3 separate regions of the Homo sapiens genome follow, and all the other regions are linked to region 2. The links are chromatin contacts, found by Hi-C or POLR2A ChIA-PET in ENCODE. All regions are on one chromosome and are shown on one strand. The core of a region is the stretch at or near the end of the contact, and the rest is flanking DNA. Distances in the headings are between cores, read along the strand shown.

Region 1 (4,859 bases), core at 1,237-3,736, 160 kb after region 2:
GGAGGCTGAGGTGGGAGGATTGCTTGAGCCTGGGAGGTGGAGGCCACAGTGAGCCGAGATCAAGGCTGCAGTAAGCTGTGATCACACCACTGCACTCCAACCTGGGCAAAAGAACGAGACCCTGACTCCAGAAAGAAACAAAGAAATAAAGACATTATGCTAAGGGAATGATGTCAGACACAAGGAACAATTTGTATGATTCTGTTTATATGAACTATCCAGAAAAGGCACACTGGTAGAGAGAAAAAGCAGATTGTAGGGCTGGTGTGAGAGTGATGATTAACTGCAAACTGGCACAAGAGAACTATTTGTAGTGATGGAAAGGTTCTAAGACTGGATTGTGGTGGTGGTTGCCCAACTTTATGAACTTACTAAAAATCATCCAATAATATACTTATTGCAGGTGAGTTTGTGGTATGTAATTTATACTTCATTTTTAAAGGATTTTTCTCACTTTTTTGACCTTCTGTGCTTAAATTTTGAGAGCTCTTCTAAGTCCTTATGTGACAACAATTGATTTGTTTACACTGTCATTAAGCTGTCTGATTTATGCATTTAATATCTATCTCATAAGAATAACAACTTTTAAAGAAATACCTATTTATATACATACCTTTGTTTCAAATTTATTCTTCCAACACCTCTTTGGGTTTCTCAGTTCCAGCTAAATGGCTTTTGATTCTCAACTGAAGTTTACTATTCATTGTAAGTTACTGTCTTTTGTTTGACAGATATTTTTCTGGATGACATTAACTTTTAGAAACCACACCATGGAACAATTTTTTATATATTTTTGATGTCTTTTGTTAAATTCTTTAATGTATTTTCTCAATGAAAATATAAAGTCTTATTTCTGAAATGTATCTTGATTTTAATTATATGCTTATCTTTCCTTTTAAAATAGAATATGCTTCTCTGGGATCACTCTATGATTACATTAACAGTAACAGAAGTGAGGAGATGGATATGGATCACATTATGACCTGGGCCACTGATGTAGCCAAAGGTAATAATATTTGGTATATTCTTATAGAATTAGTGGGGTGCATTTTCCCCTCCTGAAATGGGGACTTAACATCAGAAAATGTTTTATTCTGTCTTTAGATGTTCTTTTTCCAGACCAAAAGTAGTAAGAATTCCACAGCTGATGGTACAGATAATATTTTAGGTCATTGCCTTTCCACTCCTGAATTCCTTTTATCTTCCTCTTAAGACTCTACTTTATTTCTATCCACGAAATCTAGTTGTAGCTTCAGGGCAGACATGTTTGTCATGTTTTGTGATATTATAATTGACTAGCTTGCTTGACACATTAAATGGAAAAATCATAGTTCTGTTGTTCTGAAAGTCTCTACTTAGACTCAGTATCCAGAAAACATGATTTATTGTAGGATTAGTTCTACTCATTTTGTATACATAATATGCTAAAAATAGAAACCACTTGCAAAAAAAATTTTTATTTGTCCTGCCATGTAAAAGCAATTCAGATTTTATTTTACATTTAATGTAAACTTACTTAGGCATCGCTGTTGGAATTAAATATTTTTAATACACCAAACCCCTAAACAAAGTGCCCAGTCTTTTTTCTCATACATTCTTGCATAGATGAATGCTTTCTAAAGCAATTCAAACTTCATTTATTTTTATCTTTTTTTTTTCCATTTTCCTAACTGAACATTTCTGGGCTTTATTTATAACTGTCAGAGTTGCTTTGGAAACAACTTCATCTAAATAATGAACACCGATAGTTATATTTGTATTCTAGCAACCCCTACAAAGTGTGTCTGAATTTTCCTGGGGCAATTAACTCCTCTACATTTTACTACTCCATTCTCTACAAGCATCTCTTTACAAAGCAAATATAATGTGATTTAGCACTCAGTAAGGGGAGCAACTCATACGTTGATTTCACTGTGTGACTTCCAAAAGTAGCAGTCTTTCCTTTGGGGAATTGTCTATTTTAAGTTTCATCAACACCTACCAAATTCTTCAAATAGGGAAAGTGAAAAAAAATTTTTTTTGAGTTTCATGCTAGATGCTGCTGCTGAATGATGCCTCATTACATTATAAAAATAATAAGCTCTGTGTTTAGGGTGGTGTACCTGAGACTTTATGTTAATTTGCTTAATTGTGTATTGATGCATCGGGCATCTCAAATCATGCTTAAACTTTCATATTCTTAAAGATATTTTCATGTAATATCATAGTGACTTCTCTGTATGTCAGTAGAACACAAGGACCAGCTCTCTGTAAGCAAGGTGATGTGCCTTTATTGGAGGCTGCCTGAGCATTGTGGAAATACCCTTAAATAATGTAAATGCATATATAGGTAGTACTTAACTTACAGCACATCACCTTACACACGTTTGCATTTAGGGTGCTCAGCCAGTTACACCCATGTTATTACTTTATTGGCACTTAGAATAGATAGACAGCAAACAAAACAGCTAACATCAGTCACTCTGCTTCCTGCTGTGCTCTACTTAAGCATCCCTGATTCCCAGCCTGGGAAACTCTTCTCCCTGCACCCCCTTAACCACATGCCACATCATCCCGACTGAGGGATAAGTCTCTTGGCTCCACATCAGCTGAGTCATTCTTGGTGTTTTCTCAAGAGTGCTAGTGCTCTGCATCAGAAGGGCAAGGAAGAGAAGGAATCGAATTAGGTAGCAAACTGGGCCTGGTGCAGTGGCTCATGCCTATAATCCCAGCACTTTGGGAGTCCCAGGCGGGTGGATCACTTGAGGCCAGGAATTTGAGATCAGCCTGGCCAACAAGGCGAAACCCTGTCTCTACTAAAAATACAAAAAATTAGCTGGGCGTGGTGGTGCACTACTCGCCTATAGTCCCAGCTCCTTGGGAGGCTGAGGCAAGAGAATCGCTCAAACCCCAGAGGTTTGCAGTGAGCCAACATCAAGCCACTGCACTCCAGCCAGAGTGAGACTCAGTCTAGAAAAAAAAAAAAAATTAGGTAGCAAACTGGTACCAGAGTTAAAAATAAGGAAGGAGAGGCCAGGCACGGTGGCTCACGCCTATAATCCTAGCACTTTGGGAAGCCGAGGAAGGTGGATCACCTGAGGCCAGGAGTTCAAAACCAGCCTGACCAACATGGAGAAACCCTGTTTCTACTAAAAATACAAATTTAGCCAGGCGTGGTGGCGCATGCCTGTAATCCCAGCTACTCAGGAGGCTAAGGCAGGAGAATCACTTGAACCTGGGAGGCGGAGGTTGCGGTGAGCCAAGATTGGGCCATTGCACTCCAGCCTGGGCGACCGAGTGAGACTCTGTCTCAAAAAAATAAAAAAAGGGAAGGAGAGAATGGGATTGGACCCACTGATGGTGTCCAAAACTGCAGATTAATAAAATCCCTTTTGCCTGTCTGGCTAATGTGTTTGACCTCAGGTGAGAAGAGTGAGGCAGAGAAGAGGCTTGTATGTTTATGGACGCAAGTAATACTTAACATTTAAAAATCCTTTAAGATGGCCCATTAAAAAAAAAAAATCAAGGCTTTAGGAATGACTTCAGCTTTCTCTGATAAGCTGGGTGTAGAACTTAAGAATTTAAGAGATTAAGTAGGAAGCCTTGATTTTTGTTGATTCTGTTTCAAATTCAGCTATGTACCTTTCAGTTTAACCTATGATTGAATCCACTGGAGCAATGATATGTTGAGAAATCAGAGAATGAATATTTTAAGCAAAGGTTGATTCATGCATTTTAAAATAGGCATTGCTCAGCATCATTGCTGTTGAGACAATATCTTCTCACAAAAAAGATTCTCTTCTTTCTAGATGTGAGGATAATGGAGGGTGGACCAGCAAGTATATCTGAAATTGCTGCAAGCTAATCAGCAATGCTTAAAAGGAACAATTAAAGCAGATAAACTCCAATCCAGTTTCAAAATGGTCACCACTCATTCCAGTTCTCCCCAAAAGTCTCCTCAGTTACACCTGCCAATTCTTTTTTTAAGGAAACCCTGAATGTACACCTGATGAAAGTATTTTTCAGCCTTCTTAATTGTTTGCAATAAATATAAGGCAGAATTATAGATGGATCTACAAAAACATTAAATAGAATTTTATGTGTGTGTGATGACTATTGTTTATATGAAATATTATTTAAATGTATACTATGCATCGTACACTAATACTTTATGGTACTTTTTTCTTATAATCTTCCATGAGGAAGGAAAGTGCCTATATTTAAAGCTTTTGTATTTGAGTCTTGTTTTTTGAAATCCTTACTTGTCAGCAAGTGTAGAAACTATCTCTACCAGTAATAGTAATTATACAGATTCTACCTGAAAAATTATTCAGGAATTTGATTCTAAAGCAAGAGAGAGGTAACTATGAAATCCAGTCATATAGATTATTAAATGCTACCCAAGTTGTAACTATTGAATTTTTGCAGTTTGAGGGATGTAGAACTTCTTATCAGAAGAGAAATTTCCTTTATCCCAGTTACATCTTATTTAAGATCACATAATTACTAATACTTGTGTTAACTTGACTCTTCAGTGATATCATTCAGTGATATCATTAAAAGGCAAGAGTTTAAATTTTCTTTGTCCTTTCATGATTCTTCAATATATCATAATTAAAATAGAAGAATAAAGATTTAAAAATTAACCTCTCTATATGCTTTAAAAAGCCTAAGCCTCTTATTAAATTATTTTCAATGCATTGTTCATTTTAAAAAGAAGCCTATTTGATTTGGAGGTGAGGGGGAGGCTATTTCTGCCATTAGTTAGAAAAAACAACTTGAGAAATAAAGAGGATATATTTTAGTAGAAAATCATCCTTTTTTTATTCTAAAGGGGTAGACAATACGTAAATACAGAAAGAGTCAAAAACTACTAAGGT
Region 2 (4,474 bases), core at 525-3,024:
TCACTAAGTAAAAACACTTTAGATCATTTCTCATAAAATAAAACTGAGATAAGCAAGTCAGATGGAAACTTTTAGTGAGGGGTCTTCCAGAAAGTAGCAGACGTTGGCTTTCTAATGTCTAGCCCAAAACACCATAACCATGCGAATAACATCCTCAGCTCAACATCTGCCCAAGAGTAGAGGGATCAGACATCATGTGTAACCTCAGTTCACAGAGCTTTCCATTCCCTCATGACCCCAGGCAGTGTGTCCCAAGAGATGGAGAGGCAGCAGTGTTACCATGGCCACCGGCAGCAGGAAGTAGCACTGTGGATGAACGTCCCAAACTGCCATGCCGTTACCTGCTTTACAGCAGCTTCAGTGAGAAATAGGAGAAAAAAGGTCTCCCAGGACTTCTTCCATTTTTACCAGGGAAAAGAAGAGTTTCCAGGGACCTCCCAGGCCTGAGTGTGAGAGAAGAGAACCTCTGCAGGTCACTCTTCACTGAATCTTATTTGCCGCGGTTCACATTTTTCAGTCAGTGGAATTGATGGTAATGATGATTGGTGACTTACAGACGACACTAAAGCAACTAGCGTTGCGAGCAGAGGCATCTCTCCTCAGAGTTTCCAGATATTCCTGAAAGCGTCCATCTCCAGAATCCTTTCCCCTCAGAAACTCCTGAAAGCTTTTAGTGCTAAATACTTGTCTGTGTTGAGTTTCTGATATGTTTTTGCATTATTATTCATAGACTCCCTTACCAGAACAGGAAGGCCCAACTGTTGGAACAGTGGGAACTTTTGAACTGATGAGCTCCAAAGATTTAGCATACCAGATGACAATTTATGATTGGGAACTCTTCAACTGCGTGCATGAGGTAAGATGCAGGATCAGATGTGTTAGTAGCTGAGATAGCAAGGATAAAGGCTGCTGGCATTGCTTAGTTTGTAAGTGCTAATATGTGCTACAATATGGAAACCACATGACCATTTTTTTGCATACTGAGCTTATAAATAAAGCATGCTATAAAGCCTTTGAGTATTAAAGAAAAATCTTTACAGTATGCCGTGTCTTCCTGTGTATATTAAGCCAGTAAAACCTAGTTTATATTTATATATTTAACAAACCTCATGGAAGCCCTTCAAGTCTGATTGACTTCACATTTGCTGACCAGTAAAACACTGTCTTGACAAATAGAGAAACCTGCTGGTGTTTTGATTTAAAAAAAAATAAGCAAAATTGTTTTCCTTTATTTTCTAGCTGGAGCTAATCTATCACACATTTGGAAGGCATAATTTTAAAAAGACCACAGCAAACTTGGATTTGTTCCTGAGGAGATTTAATGAAATTCAGTTTTGGGTCGTCACTGAGATCTGCCTTTGTTCTCAGCTCAGCAAGCGTGTTCAGCTATTAAAAAAATTTATTAAGATAGCAGCCCAGTAAGTATATTTAGCTTGGAAAGAGAAAAAAAAATGTTGAGCTGTGTTTTCATTTTGTTTTCTTAGACTACACCTTAAAAAGAAAAGCAGGATCTAGGAACTGCTAGAGGGCCAAACACAGGGTCTTAGGAATAACCAAACTCTTGTAATGGATCTCTCCTATATTTTGTAGCATTTAACATCAATAGATAAATTAACTTCTTTACAGCACTGATGCTGGAGTCGAAGTTGTGACCTCTCTTTGCTCTTTGCTTTCTACTCAGACGGTTTTGCCTCCTTTAGTTTAAAATTCCTTCCGTAAACCAAGTTCCCTTATACTTCGAAAGTTCAGTTGAAAAGATCTTGAAGTCAATGTCCAGCATGACACATTCTCACCAGTAGAGGGCAGTGCAGCATGCATGTACAGCAGCACATCCAGCCCAGACAGAATTAAATCGGTAAAATGCATGCGAGCTAACCTGGTACATGAAAATCATCACTACAAACATCAGAAAAAGAAGCATCTATCTTATAAATATTCTATTAAACAGCACTTCATGGGAAACAATTTTTTTACTACAGGGGCCAGTTAGAGTTCTCCCTGACATGAATTTAATCTTCTCCTGCTATTTAGATATGCCTGACAACCTCCTGTTTACTTCCATGTTTTTGGTATCACCACAGTGCTAAAAATAAAATGCTAAATGTGGCCTATGGCTGTGAGACTTCTTTCCTTTCTAAATGCAGGGAGCTCTAGCACACAGGAAGGCTGAGAGCACAAGTGACCCCAGCTAGACAATTTTCTTGACCCAAAATCAAACATGGAGTTTGATTTCCTGGGCTAAACAAAGAAGTAAAGGCTGCTTGACATTTTATAGATATCAGTTTGCCAGATGCCTGGAATTATTTGCCAACAACTTGAGGGTTCAATAGAATACCAAATCCCTTGGATTCAAAAGCTGCTATCTGTTAATATGGCAAAGCTGGCTATTTTAAGAAAGGCTTGGTAAAATGGTGCCTGTGAATTTCTGGTTCAGAGTATAGCCACTTCCCTGGTAGTCTGCACAGCCTTATGGCAAGGGACAAATGCCTTCACATATTTGGAATGAGCTGATTATGGAAACTATGACAAGATGTGCTTTCCCGTTAGAAGAAGCACACTCTCTCTCTTCACCTTAGCCTGGCAGTGCCCAATGCAACAAGAAGAGAGAGGCAATCTGCACACAAATGTGGGAAGCCAGAAAATCTTTTGGGGCCTGATCCTGTTATTTTACAGAGGCAACATGGGAGAGCCTTTCAGAACACCCAGGACTTTTTTTTATATATATATATTTTTGCTTTTCTTATCCCTCTCCCTTCTGTTTAGGTGAATGAGTAGGTGGACTTGGCCTTCAGTATAAATTAGTTTATGTTATTTAACCATTATTAAGCCCTGTGCTACATTTGCCGTCCTGTAGAGAAGCTATTTACACAGCCCAGCTGAAGAAGACTGTAGACTTTTTAAATCCGAGATCTACAAGAATGAGGTTGAAACCTCGTGACAGTAGCATCTGTTTTACTTTATATTTTTAGAGAACTTCAACATATTTGTTTTAAGCTCTTTGCCTGCCCAGAACTGTGTGAAGTTGGTGGAAGCAGATGTTCTTATTCCTCTGTTTACATTCGTGGAGGCATAGAGAAATTTCATGACTTACATAGGGTAATAAAGTTAGCTGATAACAAGGCAGTGACTAGAAAGGCAGGTCTACAGCCCTGCATTTGTTCTTTCAAGATCACATAAAGGACAGAGGCAAACACATAGATGCGATTGTATACCTGCCTTTAGCCCCAGGTGTCTTCTAAATAACCTTCAGCTCCTGAACTCAGACCCATTGTCCCAGCACACCAAAGGCCTCACTTGCTTTCTCACCAGTGGGACCATACACACTAGCTTCTCTGAAATATGTTCTCCATCTCCACACAGACAATTTAAGAATTACTCTTTGCTACCTTTGCAATGGGTAGCAAATGCAACAATTTAGTCTTTTTCAAAAATGTTAATCCAAACAGGATTTCATTATGATATGGTCAATTTCGATAACCATATTGATTCAGGATGAAGGATTTATGCGTATTGCAAAATGAATTCTTTCCCTTTTCAGGGACCTGGTATGAAGAAGTTTGGGGTTTCTCTTTCTAAAAAATGGTTAAACCAAGTACCTGTGTTAAACATCACCATTCTAATAAGAATTTCTGTTTTTTTCCACATGTCTCATTCCCAAACATATATTCATAAAAGCTAATAATGGCGTAAGTACAGATTCAAAATGATCAGCTTCATTGATGTCAGTAAAACACAGAGAAGGTTATTTCTTGGTCAGTTGTTTAGGTTACTTCTCAGCTTTAAAATTCCTTGAGATTGAGTGCCCAGCCTATAGAGATCACACCTTATAAGTTGATATTTTTCAACAAACAAGTAGCATTTGCATGGCAGGTAGAAGCCATGGTGGCTGCAGCTGTGAGACTCCCTTAGTGCCCTCTCAAGCTGCCAGAGGAGGATATCCACCTTCAGGCTAAAGGTCTAGAAATCTCCAAGGGCACTTCACTTTTTTTCTTACCCCATGAGATATTTCCCTCTCGGTCCAACAAGGCTTTTAGCAAGTTTGGGATTATAATAACAACCCCTAAGGTAGGTGTCTTTAAGTTCCTTCTCAGATCCCAAACCTCAATGGCTAACGTCTTCAACTTTCTAAAAACACAGTGAGAAATCAAACAGCAGAACATGGTCACCCAAGTGGAACTTTTACAGTACATTAAATCTATCATTGCCTGTTCTCATAAATGAGCCCTGACAAATATTAATGACTATCAGAAAATAGAACTCTAATTTTTTTTATCTCACACAGAAGTAACATTTTACTCAAACACGCATCTCCTGTGTTTCAGCTGTAAGGAGTATAAAAATCTGAATTCCTTTTTTGCCATCGTCATGGGACTAAGTAACGTTGCTGTGAGCCGCTTGGCACTAACGTGGGAGGTAAGCTTCAGCTAGGATCCAGCTGTGACTTTTGCCTTAGGAATAAAAACACAGGCTCACC
Region 3 (4,400 bases), core at 1,502-4,001, 180 kb after region 2:
CTATCCAAGAGTAGGTTCTGACTATAAAATTAAATTTTTTCTAGGGATGCTGGTCATCCAATTACAGAAGAGTTTCACCTTATTTTAAGAATGATTAAATGTAGGGAAATTATTCTTTAAAAATTCATTAGCTCTTCCTGCTGCTTTTCCTTGCAAAATGAAAATCCTTTATTATATAATTAGTTCTTATGCAAATGATTAAAACATTTTTCAGGCCAGGCACAGTGGCTCATGCCTGTAATCCCATCACTTTAGGAGGCTGAGGCAGGAAGATCACTTGGGACAAGGAGTTTGAGACCAGCTTGGGCAAGATGGCGAGACCCCTCTGTATAAAAAACTAAAAAATTAGCTGGCCATGGTGGCAAACACCTTTAGTCCCCGCTACTTGGGAGGCTGAGGCAGGAAAATTGGTGAGCCCAGGTGGTCGAGGCTGCAGTGAGCTATGATCACACCACTGCATTCCAGCCTGGGCAACAGAGCAAGACTCTGTCTTAAAAAAAAAAAAAAATCATTTTAAAACCTGATACATGCTGGGAGAAATTAAGAGGAGGACAAAGTTAAAGAAGATAAATAGAACATTTTTCAAGCTTCCTACTTAGGGCATTTTCCTCTTTGCTTATTAGAAGGCTTAATATATATCAGTAACATTTATCTATGTGTGCCCTCTTCAAGGAAAGACACAGGCACACACATGCACACAAGTGCCCTTGAAAGAGAATAATAATGGCAGAACTCATTATATATCCTAGGTTTTTATATTTCTGAGAAATGGAAAAATTGCTTTTCTTAGTAATGTAGGAAGCACTTAAATCCTGAGAGCAAGCCACCTCAACATTGTTTCTTCTTGTTTTTGTGCTCTTAAATTAAAATGCATGTTTTAATTGCTGCAACTATAATTTGTTCAGTAATGGCGTAATTACGAGGCATGATGAAGAGAGAATGTGCATCATCCTTTTTATTATCTTTCTCTTTTTGTTTTAACCTTTTGTCTCAACCTTGGCTAGAGTCTAAAGAGATAGACTAGAATAGTTACTGCCAGCTCAAGAAACACACTTAACCACTGCTCATTTCTAGTGAACAGTACCTTACAGTGTCTTAGCACTAAAGCTAATTATAACAGAAAATAAATATTGAGAACAGTGAAGTTATGATGGCTTTAAAATTGGGGTTTTTTCTTGTTTTTACTTTACTTTTAGGTTCAGGGGCACATGGCCACGTTTGTTATATAGGTAGATTGTGTGTCATGGAGGTTTGGAGTACAGATTATTTCCTCACCCAGATAATCAGCATAGTACCTGAATTTTTTTTTCTGACAAACCAATTTGGAAAATTTTATTAGTTCCAATAGATTGATAGGTAGATTTCCCCCCAACGCTTTATCATAAAAATGTTCAAACATAAAAGTGGAAAGAATTTTACAGTGAACACTAACATCCCACCACACACAGTCTACTGTTAACTTTTTACTGGCTTTATCACGGAGATTTTTAAAGGACTTCACTGTTTCCTTTTAGGAGTTCTTAAAAGAGAGAATTAGTTTTCTCCCTTCCTGGACAAAAAACATGAATTATCCCAACCTTAGGCCACACGATAGAAAACAGCATCTGAATCTCTCCTTGTGAATAGTTCACCGAAAATAAAGAATAGAGCTCCCTAAACCTGAGTGATCTGATGATTGTAAAATAACTACATCAGGACATTGTATCATGTTTTATTTTGTTATGGTGGGTTGAGTTTATTACTATGCTTGTAGTATCTACGTTTTCTCTTAAATATCTCCTTTCTTAAGTCCCAGCGAATGATTACTTATTTTCTCTTCTTCAGAAACGGCCATCATTCAAGCAAATCATTTCAATCCTGGAGTCCATGTCAAATGACACGAGCCTTCCTGACAAGTGTAACTCATTCCTACACAACAAGGCGGAGTGGAGGTGGGTAGCCCCGACAGCAGGCCACAGCGTCTGGCTTTCAAAGACCATCACTCGTCTCAATGAAGAAGTGAACCAGAGATCTGAATGACAGTCCTGATTTCTGACCATAGCTTAGGGAAAAAGAAAAGGTTTTTTTTATGATTTTGGAACTCTTATAAGTCCTGCATTTCATAAGCAAGAAATAGTGTTTCTCCAAGCTTGTTGCCTTGTGTAAGTATTTGAAAAGAATATTGAGGCCGGTCGCGGTGGCTCACGCCTGTAATCCCAGCTCTTTGGGAGGCCAAGGCAGGCAGATCACCTGAGGTCAGGAGTTTGAGACCACCTTGACCAACATGGAGAAACCCTGTCTCTACTAAAAATACAAAAAATTAGCCAGGTGTGGTGGCACATGCCTGTAATCCCAGCTACTCAGGAGGCTGAGGCAGGAGAATCACTTGAACCTGGAGGCAGAGGTTGCAGTGAGCCGAGATCATGCCATTGCACTCCAGCCTGAGCAACAAGAGTGAAAAACTCCATCTCAAAAAAAAAAAAATTGAAATCCTGTCTTCTGAGACAAAAGATGGTTACCAGACATTTCTCTGTGTTTACTTTGTTAGGAAGCTTTGTCCTCTGTTGTGTAAGAAACAAGAATACTGTTTACCTTGAAATTCGCTGAGCACTGTGTCTGCTAGTGAAGGGGGATAGGGAGACATCAAAAATACTCTTAAAAGAAAACTTGATATCATAAATCCTATTAAAGCTTGTTAAATAAATTTAGTAATGAGAAAATTGTATTGCATGAGTGGAAGAGTAAACCCAGGATGAAACATTTGAGCCAGGTCACATGATGCATGACTATAAATAGCATGTTTGGAAGCTGACATTATTCCCCCCCTGACTCAGCGGAGATTTAGGTAACTTCATCTCTGCTCCCGATAGCCGTGGGCAGTAACATGACGCCTTACGCCATCTGCTGATGCCAAATGAATACTGCATGCACTTTGAAAATTACTGCGTTGTTTACTCCTGTTACTAGATACTTCTTTGGGCTTTCTGTTTGTTGTTTTACAATAACCTTATTTATTTTTATTCCTTTGAAATATCTTATCTAGGGCTAGTGAGGTAAATGAATTTTTATTTAGGGATACAAAAATTATACAGTGAGCTCAAGTCTAGGTATAAGGGACTTTTTTCTGGGCTGAGATAATTAACAAAACAGAACATTTAAGTAATATTTGTTTTTTGCAGTAAGAGATCAGTATACATGTCATCAGATCATTCTCCTTTAAAATCCATATATGAGTTCCCATTACTCTTAAGACAAAGACCAGAATACTTGGCACAGTGGCTCATGCCTGTAATCCCAGCACTTCAGGAGGCCAAGGCTGGTGGATTACTTGAGCCCAGGAGTTCAAGCCCAGCCTGGTGACAGAGCAAGAATCATTCTCAAGAAATGAAAAGGACCAGAATACTTAAGAAGACTCACCAGACCCTCATTACTGTGGCCTCACCAGTGTCAGCTTAAGAAGATCATTCTCCCCTTAATTTCTGGCTTTCAGTCCCTCAACAGATGCGTATTTCTCCCCTTTTCAGGATCTTTACAAGCAGTTTCCTCTCTTTGAAGCTTATCCCATTTCAGCTGTGTACCACGCCTGCCGTCACACCCCACCTTAACTCCTGTTCATCATTCACATGGCAGTTGAATAACACGTCTGCAGGGAAACACTTCCTGACCCCAGGCCAGATCAGGTTCCACTTTATGTGCTCTGAGAGCATCTCCTTCATAGGCTTTGCTGCTATTGGAATTAAGAAGTAATTCGGGCCAGGCACAGTGGCTCACGCCTGTAATCCCAGCACTTTGGGAGGCCAAGTCAGGTGGATCAACGTCAGGAGATCGAGACCATACTGGCTAACACGGTGAAACCCCATCTCTACTAAAAATACAAAAAATTAGCCAGGCATGGTGGCGGGTGCCTGTAGTCCCAGCTACTTGGGAGGCTGAGGCAGGAGAATGGCGTGAACCCGGGAGGCAGAGGTTGCAGTGAGCTGAGATCGCGCCACTGCACTCCAGCCTGGGCGACACAGCAAGACTCCGTCTCAAAAAAAAAGAAGTAATTCGGCAGTTAGTTGTTTAATGTGTGTCTCACGGGCTGAAATATAAGAGAGGCAGACAATCACGTTTGTTCATCACTCACAGCATCAAAATGTGCCTTGAACACAGCATTTGCTCCGTAAATATTTGGGGAAGCAAGAGAGAAAATTACCATGGTGGTAATAATATAAAAAGAGATTGTGATATTATACAAGAGAATATAAATATGTATGTTTGCCATGACAAAAGTACTTCTTATGTTCATTCATTCATTATCCATTCATTGAACTTCTGCTGGTGTGAGAACGACTGTTGCCATTCGGGTACTGGGCTGTAGCGATGAGCACAAGAGTCCCAGGGCATGTGGAGCTCTCCAGCCCGAGTGTCCAATGTTAAAC

Evidence for each region. A loop is a pair of places that touch in the nucleus more often than their neighbours do. ChIA-PET counts read pairs that join two places held with the same protein, here RNA polymerase II (POLR2A). Pooled maps may share reads with other maps.
Region 1: a map of PC-3 shows a loop between it and region 2 (5-fold over the local background). The contact joins two enhancer-like sites. A Hi-C loop is called at or near these places in 1 of 168 maps with a recorded cell type or tissue (PC-3) and 4 of 50 pooled maps. POLR2A ChIA-PET finds 5 or more read pairs at or near these places in 3 of 52 experiments (Caco-2, OCI-LY7 and Panc1).
Region 3: a map of heart right ventricle shows a loop between it and region 2 (13-fold over the local background). The contact joins two enhancer-like sites. A Hi-C loop is called at or near these places in 135 of 168 maps with a recorded cell type or tissue (A673, B cell, CD14-positive monocyte and 78 more), 37 of 37 single-sample maps with no recorded cell type and 50 of 50 pooled maps. POLR2A ChIA-PET finds 5 or more read pairs at or near these places in 11 of 52 experiments (A549, AG04450, CD8-positive, alpha-beta T cell and 8 more).

The regions. Positions count from the first base shown.
Region 1 is chr2:173,181,950-173,186,808 of GRCh38, forward strand. MAP3K20 (mitogen-activated protein kinase kinase kinase 20) reads left to right here. Exons shown (of 20, transcript NM_016653.3): 4 at 905-1,006. Among named protein-coding and RNA genes, the nearest start is that of MAP3K20-AS1, 98 kb to the right of the region's middle. Within about 2 kb of position 2,487, at least 10 of the 41 ENCODE cell types and tissues checked have a DNase peak (open chromatin) inside an H3K27ac peak, as active enhancers do; they include Panc1, where a contact is called at or near this core.
Region 2 is chr2:173,025,842-173,030,315 of GRCh38, forward strand. RAPGEF4 (Rap guanine nucleotide exchange factor 4) reads left to right here. Exons shown (of 31, transcript NM_007023.4): 24 at 731-856; 25 at 1,240-1,418; 26 at 4,323-4,413. Among named protein-coding and RNA genes, the nearest start is that of MAP3K20, 48 kb to the right of the region's middle. Within about 2 kb of position 1,775, at least 16 of the 41 ENCODE cell types and tissues checked have a DNase peak (open chromatin) inside an H3K27ac peak, as active enhancers do; they include Panc1, dorsolateral prefrontal cortex, gastrocnemius medialis and 7 more, where a contact is called at or near this core.
Region 3 is chr2:173,207,905-173,212,304 of GRCh38, forward strand. MAP3K20 (mitogen-activated protein kinase kinase kinase 20) reads left to right here. Exons shown (of 20, transcript NM_016653.3): 10 at 1,825-1,931. MAP3K20-AS1 (MAP3K20 antisense RNA 1) reads right to left here. Exons shown (of 8, transcript NR_033882.1): 6 at 1,743-2,041. Among named protein-coding and RNA genes, the nearest start is that of MAP3K20-AS1, 72 kb to the right of the region's middle. Within about 2 kb of position 2,752, at least 10 of the 41 ENCODE cell types and tissues checked have a DNase peak (open chromatin) inside an H3K27ac peak, as active enhancers do; they include Panc1, dorsolateral prefrontal cortex, gastrocnemius medialis and 7 more, where a contact is called at or near this core.